Linked DNA regions of Mus musculus: region 2 is linked to region 1. The links are chromatin loops, found by intact Hi-C in ENCODE. Cell type or tissue: gastrocnemius. All regions are shown on one strand. Links, peaks and the distances in the headings refer to the core of each region. The heading gives the core; the rest is flanking DNA.

Region 1 (5,378 bases), core at 265-5,264:
CCCTCCTACCTCAGCCTCAAAAATACTGAGATTCCAAGTGTGAGCCTCCGTGCTCAGCTGACATTCAGAATTGTAAACTGTGCCCCACACCTTCCCTAGTCTTGTACCGTCCCTCAGATTAAGTCGGGATTTTTCTTTCCTCCACACTCTTCCCATCTGTGCTATTGTTCATGTTGTTCAGAGTTCATACTGAACTAAATTGAGTGACACCTCCTCCAGGAAGCCCTCACTGGCTCTCCAGATGAAAGTGAGTTTTCATCCTGTAAACTCTCAAGTACTTTAATCATTTGATGGAAATCTTTGGGGAGGGTTCTGAAGAGAAGAAAAGAAATTGATATTTACTGTGAGACTACTTTGTATCTGGCGTAACAAGGCTTTCTTCCAAGCTTCTTCATCTAGTTTTCTAAGCATTTATGATTCCACCATAAAGCATTCCTTGAGAGTAGGATTCAGAGGTGGTATTCCGTGTAGTTCTTCAAAGGCATGGCCTAGCTCAGTTCATCCAAGGAAATGATTGATGAGCCTCTCTGACACATAAGGATTTATGCGTGGTGCTGGCCGGAGCAAGGCAAGCAGGACAGGGTCTTAGCTCTCCAGGCATGACCTCAAAACTCTCAGTGGACATAATAAAAAGGTGAGAAGAGAAGGCTTACTGGAGGACGGATAATGAGTGTGTATCTGATTAGGTGTGGTTTGATGCCTACCTACAAGATAAAATTATACACAGTACTGATTTGCATCTTATCTAAGGCAGTAGCCTTTCCCATGTGCCATGCCAGAGTTACAAAGGCCTCCCATTCAGTGTCTTTCTAGAATTGTACCGCTCGGTGCTGCAAACAACAGATACACATGCACTTCTAAATAAGAAAGAGACAATTAAATAAAAACAAATTTCTTCCTTCCTTCCTTCCTTCTTTCTGTTCTTCTTTTCTTCCAAGATAAGGTCTTCCTATGTAGCCAAGATTGACCTCTGGCTCACCTTGTAAACTTAGCTGGCCTTGAACTTATGATCCTCATGTCTCAGTGTCTTACGTGCCGTCACTTAGCTGCAGTAGTCAACAATAGCAAAAAGTAGGCACTGGAAAGTCTCCAGAGCTGGGAGAGGTTTATGGTCACCGCATACGGCAACTACGTTGGATGGCACAGACTGGGGTGGCTTCATAGGAATGGTCCTGATTGACGTGTCTGAATGCTTGACAATAAACGAGGGGTACTGTTAGGAGGTGTGGCCTTGTTGGCAGAAGTGTGTCTCTGTGGAGGCAGGCTTTGAGGTCATATATACTCAAGCTACATCCAGTGTGGGCCACAATGCCCTTTTGATACCTGTGGATCAAGATGTAGAACTCTCGGCTCTTCCCAAGCATCATACCTGCCTGGACGCTGCCGTGCTGCCCACCAAGACGATAAGGAACTAAATCTCTGAAACTGTAAACCAGCCCCAAACACATTTTTCTTTGGAAGAGTTGCCTTGGTCATGGTGTCTCTTCACAGCAGTAAGACCCTAAGACACAGATTGTTTCTGTCACTGTAACAAATTCCATTTCATGGTGGCCTTCAAAATAAGCATGGTGGCTCACACATCTAATATGAATACTCTGGAGGCTGAGGCAGGAGAATCACTGGGAGTTCCTAGCTTACTTGGACTACAAAGAACAAAACAAAAGCAACCAAGCAAAATACACTAACTACAGTTGTTGTAGCCGTTTCCATGAGAAGTATGTAGGGGGTGGCCTGTGGAAGGATTTAGATAGCTGGGGACAATATTCCTTCTGCTCTCAACGGGACCCATCCCTCTCTTGCACAGTGACCTCCTTCCCTAACCAAGGCCTCCTGGGTTCTTTCTTGAACCAGAGGTTGGGGTGCAGATAACCTGCCTGCTGTCTGTCCCCGGGTGTTGCAGCACACCTCCCGTTCGCCAGCGTGGTGCCTGGCCCGAAGGAGACCTGGGCTCACCGCTAGGGGGTGATGGAGCCCTCCTTTAAATTCTAAATAAAGCCAGAGAGGCTGAGAGCTCCCAGGTCTCTCTTTGCTCCATCCCCCACAGCGTCAAAAACAACACAAGAAACATTCAAGAAGGAAAGCAAACCATGCAGACAGCATTGCCTCTCCAGATAGCAGGGTTTGCACCCATTTCCAGGTAGGGTGAACCAAAAAACCAAAAAAATCAAAGCAGAACTCCCACCGCAAAGGTGAGAAATGGCGCCTCTGTTATAGTCTGTTCTGCATTACTCTGCATTAAAATACTCCTCTAATAATGGGCCCGCTATTCTCTAGGAGGCATTTGACAAAACAAAACAAAAACCTGCGGCCTTTTCTAACTCCACTTGACAGTCTCTTTTTTATTGTATTTGTCACATGCTTTAAGGTCTAAATTAAGAAATAGAAATGCAGTCACGGGGGCTGGTGAGATGGCTCAGTGGGTAGGAGCACCCGACTGCTCCTCCAAAGGTCCAGAGTTCAAATCCCAGCAACCACATGGTGGCTCACAACCACCCGTAACGAGATCTGACCCCCTCTTCTGGAGTGTCTGAAGACAGCTACAGTGTACTTACATATAATAAATAAATAAATAAATCTAAAAAAAAAAAAAAAAAAAAAGAAATGCAGTCACTGGCTTACTTCTTGACAATTAGCATGGCTTCCTGCTCTCGGAAGCCCTCTGCGTTCCCGCACAGTGGTGCCCCCTAGTGGCGGAGCCACTGCCTGCGCTATGACAGCTCCTTTACCCCTTTGGCAATGCTTTATCGGAATCAAAAATGTCCCCATTTTCCTTGGATCTCTCAGATCTTTCCGTTCACTGCTCGATGCATTCGGTTTATCTCGTCTTCAAAAACTAAAATATTCCGTGTGTCTTCATATCGAGCCAGGAATGGTGGTGGTTCATTTAAAAAAAATCAAAAAACAAAACAAACAAAAAAACTCGCCGGGCCGTGCTGGCGCACCCTTTTAATCCCAGCACTTGGGAGGCAGAGGCAGGCGGATTTCTGAGTTCGAGGCCAGCCTGGTCTACAGAGTGAGTTCCAGGACAGCCAGGACTACACAGAGAAACCCTGTCTCGAAAAAAATAAAATAAAATAAAATAAAAAAACAAAAAACTCTTCCTGTCTCTATGAGGGCCTGCCTGGACACAGGCAATCCGAGTCCTGTCTTACCTTTCCCCTCGCACCTCTCTGTCTTATACCACACTCTGCTTCTATGTGCAGGGAGAAGGTGATGATGGGTGATAGGTGGGCAGAAAAGGCCTTGCTTGAATCCTATGGTTCTGGCTTGCTTGGCAGACACACTACCTAACCCCTCTGGCCCCTGGTAGAAAGGAGGCACTCTCAGGCACTCTTGCCTGTTGGAAATGGGGCTGTTTGAAAGCAGCGCCATTCTCCTACAGTGCAGGCCCTCAGAGCATTCCCTGAAAGCTTCCTTGGCCTGCTGATGTGCTGACAAGGGAGTGTTTCAGATTGCCACTAGCCACTTCTACCAGAGTCCTCCTTGCATGAGGGCTATGGGCAGACGTGGTTCCTTGGTCTTTCAGCCACATGTGTGTCACCGCTCCAGCTTGAAACAAACAAACAAACAAAAAACAACAACAATGTCCTGGGGAATTCAGGTCCTTTTGCTTGAGTGGCAAATGCTTCATTGACTATGCCCCACCCTCTCAGAGTTTTACCAAGTTCTCTTCTGCTAGTCCCCCGCTTTATCCTAGGCTGTTGCTTACAGTCTTAGTTTTGTGTGATTATGAAATGAATTATACCTCACCCCATCTCACATATTCAAATCCAAACTCCTAATATTTCAAAATATAACTGGTTTTGAAGATAAGCTCTACCCCCACCCCACCCCTGCTCTTTGAGACAAGATCTCATGTAGCCCAGGTTGTCCTGGAATTCCCTGCCAAGCTGAGCCTGGCCTTGAATTATTTATTATTTTTTATTTAAAAAGTGTTTATTATTTTATGTATGTGGATGTTTTGCCTGCATACATTTCTGTGTAGCACCTATGTGTAATGGTCTGGGAGGCCAGAAGAAGGCACGAGATAACCTGGGACCAGAATTACAGAAAAGTAATTCATGTACTTTTAGCCTCTGCTTCTGTCCCAGACTCCCTCCCAAAACTAATGTCAAGTTGTCTTGTGGACTGCGGTCATCTAGAAATCCTCCTGAAGAGAATCTACTCCCAAGCTCACTCTGTGGCTGTCATTGGTGGCCCCTACTGATGGGTGGGTAGAGGTGATGTCAATTCCTCACCATTGAGTGTCTCCATGGGGCAATTCTTGGTGGGGTGGCTGACTTCACAGTGAGCAAGGAACGGATGGGCTCAGTGGAACACAGCCTTTAAAATTTTTATTCCTTATTTATTTTATGAGATGAGTATGGACTTGTGCATGCTGGGAAAATACTACCGAGCTACAGAACCAACCACAGCCCAATCTTCTTATAACCCAGCCATGACATTTGGGGTATTCCATTCAGTAGAGGCAAATCAAGAGGCTCAGCCTACACACGAGGGGAGGGAACTGCACACACACACCCATGCCCGTTCGTGCACACACAACTTTTAGACAACTCTGATCCCTGGGTGCTGGCCAGAGGGGCTCCCCAGCAGAGCAGTCTAGCATCCTTCTTAGGGGCTCCTTAGCTTGCTTAGCGCTAAGCTTAGTTTTGACATCTTCAATCAAAACAGAGGATTAAGAAGGAGCCTGTAACATTCCATTGCACTAGCAAGAGAGAAGAAAGAGTGTGGGCTCACAGCTTGACAGATTTGGCAGGGAAAAGATAACAGGATGTCTCAATGGCTCTGTTTTCCAGTGAACCAGGAATTGTGGTTGCTAGCTAGAATTGAGTCATCGAGGGTGTGGCAAAGATTGCAAACTGAAACACAAAGCCACATTTCCTGGGGTTCCTTTTCCAGTTTATAGAGTGGCCCGGCCAGGAACTACATTTCCCAGAATTCCTCAAACCTGGGGCACCACGTGAGTAGTTCTTGCCAATAGGGTAGGGGAGAAGCAAACCAAGGCATTTCCTAGGCAGGGAGCCTAGCAAGAGGCTTCTCTTTCTGAGCATAAAGCATTTCGAGACTCCAGGAAGGAGTCACAAGATTAAAAGGCACCTGGACCACAGAAAGACAACAATTAGGAAGACCTGCTCTGGGTTTGTGCATGAGCAAGGAACACGAATTATTTCTCAAGCCACTGAAAATATAGTTTGATGACGGCAACAGGTAGGGGTTACCATAACAATCCGACCTCATGGGCTCGAAACTTGACAAATAGCACACGACTGTCAATGAGTGGACACAGGGCAGCTGGTAGTGGGCCCGGCCTGAAGAGTCTCCCTGACCTTGGCAGGACACTGGATGGTGGTGACCCATTATATAGTTCCATTGCC
Region 2 (5,378 bases), core at 211-5,210, 230 kb after region 1:
GGTCAGTAAATGGCTTAACACTTGTTGTGATTAGTGGCTGTGTGAGTTGTTTCTTTCAGTTGTGATTTGTTGATATAAACAGCAAAGTTCTGTGTCCCGTGTCCGCCCCCCCCCCCCCCCCCCGTTGACATTACAATGTGGTATTCATTGATATGTTTACAAGGATTTAAGTGTCTTTAGTATTGTCAGTTGGAAAAGCAGAATTTGCATGCTTTTATAGAAGCCTTTTAAAATATTTACTAAAACTGTATCTATCTCTTATTTCTAGGTGCTGAAGGTAGATGGTGCCTATGTCGCTGTAAAGTTTCCAGGAACATCTACTAACACCACCTGTCAGAACAGCTCTGGTCCAGACGCCGACCCTTCCTCGCTCCTGCAGGACTGCAGGCTGCTTCGAATTGATGAGCTGCAGGTATGTACGCGAGTTGAGAGAATGTGGTGATGGACTCATTGAAAGTGTTACAGCGAGAGCAAAATTATGTGTGTTGTTTTGCAGGTTGTCAAAACGGGCGGCACCCCAAAAGTTCCCGACTGTTTTCAGAGGACTCCCAAAAAGCTTTGTATACCCGAGAAGACTGAAATACTAGCAGTAAATGTGGATTCCAAAGGTAAGCCTTTTATAGTTGTGTACAGTTTAGATCTTTTGAAACATACGGGACTAGGGTACAATTGTTTGAGATTTGACAGTGAAATGTGGCTGGATGTTTTTACAACTGGTGTGGGAGAGGTTAAAGTTTGTTAAATGCTTGAACTGTGGAAGACTTTGTTATTTTTCTTTTCATTTCTGTGCCTTTGAAAGGTGTCCATGCTGTTCTGAAGACTGGAAGCTGGGTTCGGTACTGTGTCTTTGATCTTGCCACAGGGAAGGCTGAACAAGAGAATAATTTCCCAACAAGCAGTGTTGCTTTTCTTGGTCAGGATGAGAGGAGTGTCGCTATCTTCACTGCTGGGCAGGTAAGAAGCTCAGCTTATCTTTTTGTTTTTTGTTGTTCATTTTTTAAAGAGCAGATACAAACTGGCACTTTTGTGCCCGTTAGGGTTTGCCTACTAGAGAATCAATGAAGGCTTTATAATACTTAGCACCTTCTGAAAGCTTGTTATTTCTAACATAGCATTAGGTAATTTTAAAATAAGTACACTTTTTGTAAAATCCATCTTGGTTTACTCTCACCCCTTTGTCTCCCCCTACTCCCCCTCCCCTTTTTGGGGAGGGGGGATGATAAGGGTCCCAAGCTTAGGCAGAACTTGAACTGTTCTATCTTGTCCTTCCAAGTACTGGAATCGGGGCATTCTTGCTCACACTAGGCTTGTGTAACCATCTGTGACTTGGAACAAGCATTATTTATTATCTTTCACCTATTGTAGGAATCTCCTATTGTTCTTCGAGATGGAAATGGTACTATCTACCCAATGGCCAAGGATTGCATGGGAGGAATACGGGATCCTGACTGGCTTGATCTCCCACCAATCAGTAGTCTTGGGATGGGTGTACATTCTTTAATAAATCTTCCTGCCAACTCAACAATCAAAAAGAAAGCAGCTATTATCATCATGGCTGTAGAGGTAATCTACCTTTTGAAATTACTTGGTATTTTAAATCAGAAGAAAATAGGTCTTAAATTCATGAAAAGATCATTCATTATCCCTTCTTTCCCTATAATAGTTTATTAATATAACACGAGGTTAGAAAAGTCGGTGATTATGATTTCTATAATTTGTCTTTAAAAAGGCGTACATATAAATACTGTTGGATAGCATATTGATGAAGAGAAATCAGGCTGGGCAAGCTTTTGAGGAAGTGATGTCTGGGGTGAGGATGAAGAGGTTGCTGTCTGTGGTACTAGGGAGATGTATTTAGCCAGGAGATGAGGGTGGTATTGGTCAGAAGGAGCAGGTAGCATGGCTGGGGAGAGCTTAGGGTGACTCTCCTTACCTGATGCACCTAAATTTGAACTGAATACCAACAGAAGAACTTTGAGTTGTGAATGACATATTTTTTTTTTAAAAGATTAGTAATAAAGTACTGGGGCTTTAGGGGCGTGGCAGAAGACAGATGTTTAGCAAATCAGATAAAGGCTAATGTTTAATCCAAGTCAAAAACAAAGCAAACTTGCACTCTTAGGAATGGGAAAAGGGGACAGGAGAGATTTGATCAACTTGAAGGAACTAGAAACTGTTAAGCTTGCTATTTGCATGGTAGTCTAGGGAGAGCCGATGAGTCTGATGTGTTTACTCTTGGGACTGGGGTGGTGAGTGGGTGGAGGAAGGTCGGGGAGATGACCTCACTTAGGTGAGGTGCGGGGCTGTGAGCTGTAGTAGTGGTGTTCTTACTAAGCTCTCCATGCAGTTTTAGCTGAAGTAGATTTAGATTTTGATTTGGTTTTACAAATAGAATCAGTAAATTTAAATTTGCTAAATGCAAGGGATCAAATTCAAGAAGAAAGAATAAAAGGTCTTGTTTTAATTATTCATTCAAAATTATCTCTATCTGTGCGTGTGCGTGTGTGTGTGTGTACATGTGTATAAGCTTGCACATGTGTACATGTATGCCAAGGTACACATTTAGAGGTCAGCACGCAGCTTTGTAGAGTTGTTTCTCTTTTTACTTGGGTTCTGGGGATGGAGCCAGAGTTGTCAGGATTCCACAACAGAACACTTCTCTCTGCTGGGCTATCTTGACAGCCAAAGGTTTGCAAGAATGAAGCTGCTATTTTTGGAGCATCTAAAGAAGTTTAGGAGGTAGAGTTAGCATAGGTTCTTTGCTTTTAGACATGTGACCTTGAGGATGTTTATCATATATCTACAAGGGCAATGGGAAATAAACAAGAAAATCAGAAATCTGAAGACTGAGAGAGACAACCAAGTTGAGTGATTTAAATGTGACATGGGTAGAGCTGCGGATTTTTTTTTAATCCCCTGTGCCCTTTGCTATAGGGTGAGTCTTGCAGCATAGCTAAGCATGACACTGACAGTGCCAGTCGGGGTTAGGTCAGAGGATGGTTATGAGCTTTCTGTAGAGTTTGGTGCCAGCCAAGTGACTAGTGTGCTGTATATCCTGGTACACAAAGCAAGGAAACACAAGTGTTACCCATGTACCATGAGGAGTATGCTGTGTACACAGAAGGAAAGGAAACCACGTGCTGCCCACATACTGGGTTTTTGGTTTCTGCAAAGGGTTTGTCTTTCGCCTCAGTTTGCCCAGAGTGAAAACGGCTTTCTCACATGTGCCAGATCCTTTAAGATTTACTGTCCCGTTTGGACAGTGAGCCCTCTAGGGCCCCTTCTTCCCCATAAGTCTAGGCAAGGGAGACTTTATTTAGGCAGGTTTCTGGCAAGGTTCAGTGCCCTTTTCTTCGTGCCTTTGTATTTTCATACATACCTGTTTGTACAAAAAATGAGTTTGCTTTTTAGAATAAAACAAGTGCTTTATAATCTATTAAGGGTTCCATAATTTTAGTTTTCATTTCTATACTATTTTTTGTTTGTTCAAAAGATTTGATTTTATATGTATATAAATATTTGCAAACATGTGTTTGTGCAGCATGTGTGTTGGTGCCGGAGGAAGCCAGAGTAGTGTCAGATCCCTTGGGACTACGAATTACAGAAGGCTATGGGCTCTGGGAACTCATTCTGGGTTCTTTGCAAAAATATCATCTATTTTTAATTGATGAGCCATCTTTCCAGTAATCAAACTACTTCTTTTTGTTGTGAGACAGCTAATGATATTTTCTATGTATACCTTACAGCATCGTTAATGTCTTTTGTAGATCTGTCATTGACTTTGGAATTTACACCCATCATGATTCCTAGAGAGTCAAAAGTTTTGTATTTCATGTATCACAATAGAATGTATCTTTTTTCCCACATTTTTTTATTAGATATTTTCTTCATTTACATTTCAAATGCTATCCCAGAAGTCCCCTAGGTCCCCCTCCCCCCTTGCTCCACTACACACCCACTCCCACTTCTTGGCCCTGGCGTTCCCCTGTACTGGAGCATATAAAGTTTGCAAGACCAAGGGGCCTCTCTTCCCAATGATGGCCCACTAGGCCAACATAATGTAACTTTTTATAAATCTTTGTTATTGTGCATACCCATGATTGTGGTGTGGTTATAGAGGTATGTATGGAAGCCAGATCACAGCTTGTGGGAGTTAATTTTCCTCACCATGTGGGTTTTGGGGATTGATCTCAGGTGGTCTGGCTTGGTAGCAAGTACTTTACCCCTGAACCTTCTCGTGGGCCCTGAAATGTAACTCTTAAAACAACGAGGTGCTGAAAAATCAGTCTGGAATAAAATATACATCCTTTGCTTAATTGGCTGACAGTATTGCTAGAGTTGTAATTTGAAAGCTGGAGTGCACCCCAGGGCGTCACCAGGCACGGTTGTGTATCACATGCAGGCATTCTCGTTCAGCTACTCAGCGTGTTGACTGCTTTTCTACTGGCTACAGGTTGAGGTGGTTTGGAATACTGAAGGCATTTCCCTCGTGTTCTTTACTTTGTTCTCGCTTGCATACTCTCTTCACAGAGTATAGATGAGTTCATTTGCCAGGCCACTTATGATCAATTTCTATTTCCTTGAAGATACCATTATATTATAGTGGCCATGAGGCAGTTCTCATGTATGTAATTTTTGACATATTTGGTGTTTAGTTTCATTGAAGTGTTTGCCCTCTTTTGCCCGAGAACAGAAGCAAACCTTAATGCAGCACATTCTCAGATGTGACTACGAGGCCTGCCGACAGTATCTCGTGAATCTGGAGCAAGCCGTGGTTTTAGAGCAGAACCTGCAGATGTTACAGACGTTCATCAGCCACAGATGTGATGGGAACCGGAACATTTTACATGCTTGTGTATCAGTTTGCTTTCCAACCAGCAATAAGGAAACTAAAGAAGAAGAGGGTAAGATTCGGAACCATAACAAAGCCTTTGCAAGAACTCTAGGAAAAGAAGACTCTTGTAGAGAAAGAACTTGTATCCTTTTTACTTTATGTGGTCTTGGAAGGTCTGACTTTTATTATGTGGTAAAAATATTTCTAAGGGTTAGATGTGGAAGCAGATAATAAGTTTGATCTGTGTTGATCCTAAATGTACTTCACTAATTTTATAAGTACAAATAACTTTAAAAACCTTCATATTTTACATTACATGTACGTGTGTATGTCTGTGGGTGGTTATGTGTACATTGGTGAGTGCTAGGTGTCGGAGAAGTCCCGATTGATCCCTGGATGGAGCTGGACTTTAGAGCAGGCAGCTGTGAGCCACATTGTGTTGAGAACCTTACTTTAGTCCCCTGGAAGAGTAGTGTGTATTCTTAATTGCTGGGCCATCTCTCCACCCCCTTAAACCTTTATTTTTAATCTACATGTCTGTCTG

What was found. A loop is a pair of places that touch in the nucleus more often than their neighbours do. Peaks named below come from ENCODE experiments on the same cell type or tissue, not always from the same donor. Only the 100,000 strongest peaks of a DNase experiment are listed, where the experiment ranks them.
Region 2: a loop joins it to region 1, with 3 times the contacts of the local background. A loop is called at or near these places in 7 of 42 quality-filtered maps.

What each region holds. Positions count from the first base shown.
Region 1 is chr15:38,244,602-38,249,979 of GRCm38, reverse strand. No RefSeq gene overlaps it. Among named protein-coding and RNA genes, the nearest start is that of Odf1, 28 kb to the right of the region's middle. In gastrocnemius, for the core only: CTCF peaks have their summits at 1,943 and 2,691 (motif pointing left); DNase peaks (open chromatin) are centred at 1,952, 2,686, 4,591 and 4,959; H3K4me3 peaks cover 648 bases; H3K27ac peaks cover 1,472 bases.
Region 2 is chr15:38,014,464-38,019,841 of GRCm38, reverse strand. Ubr5 (ubiquitin protein ligase E3 component n-recognin 5) reads left to right here. Exons shown (of 59, transcript NM_001112721.2): 17 at 269-412; 18 at 497-608; 19 at 800-954; 20 at 1,366-1,563; 21 at 4,694-4,904. Among named protein-coding and RNA genes, the nearest start is that of Gm22353, 41 kb to the left of the region's middle. In gastrocnemius, for the core only: no CTCF peak of the experiment used is centred there; no DNase peak of the experiment used is centred there; H3K27ac peaks cover 1,613 bases.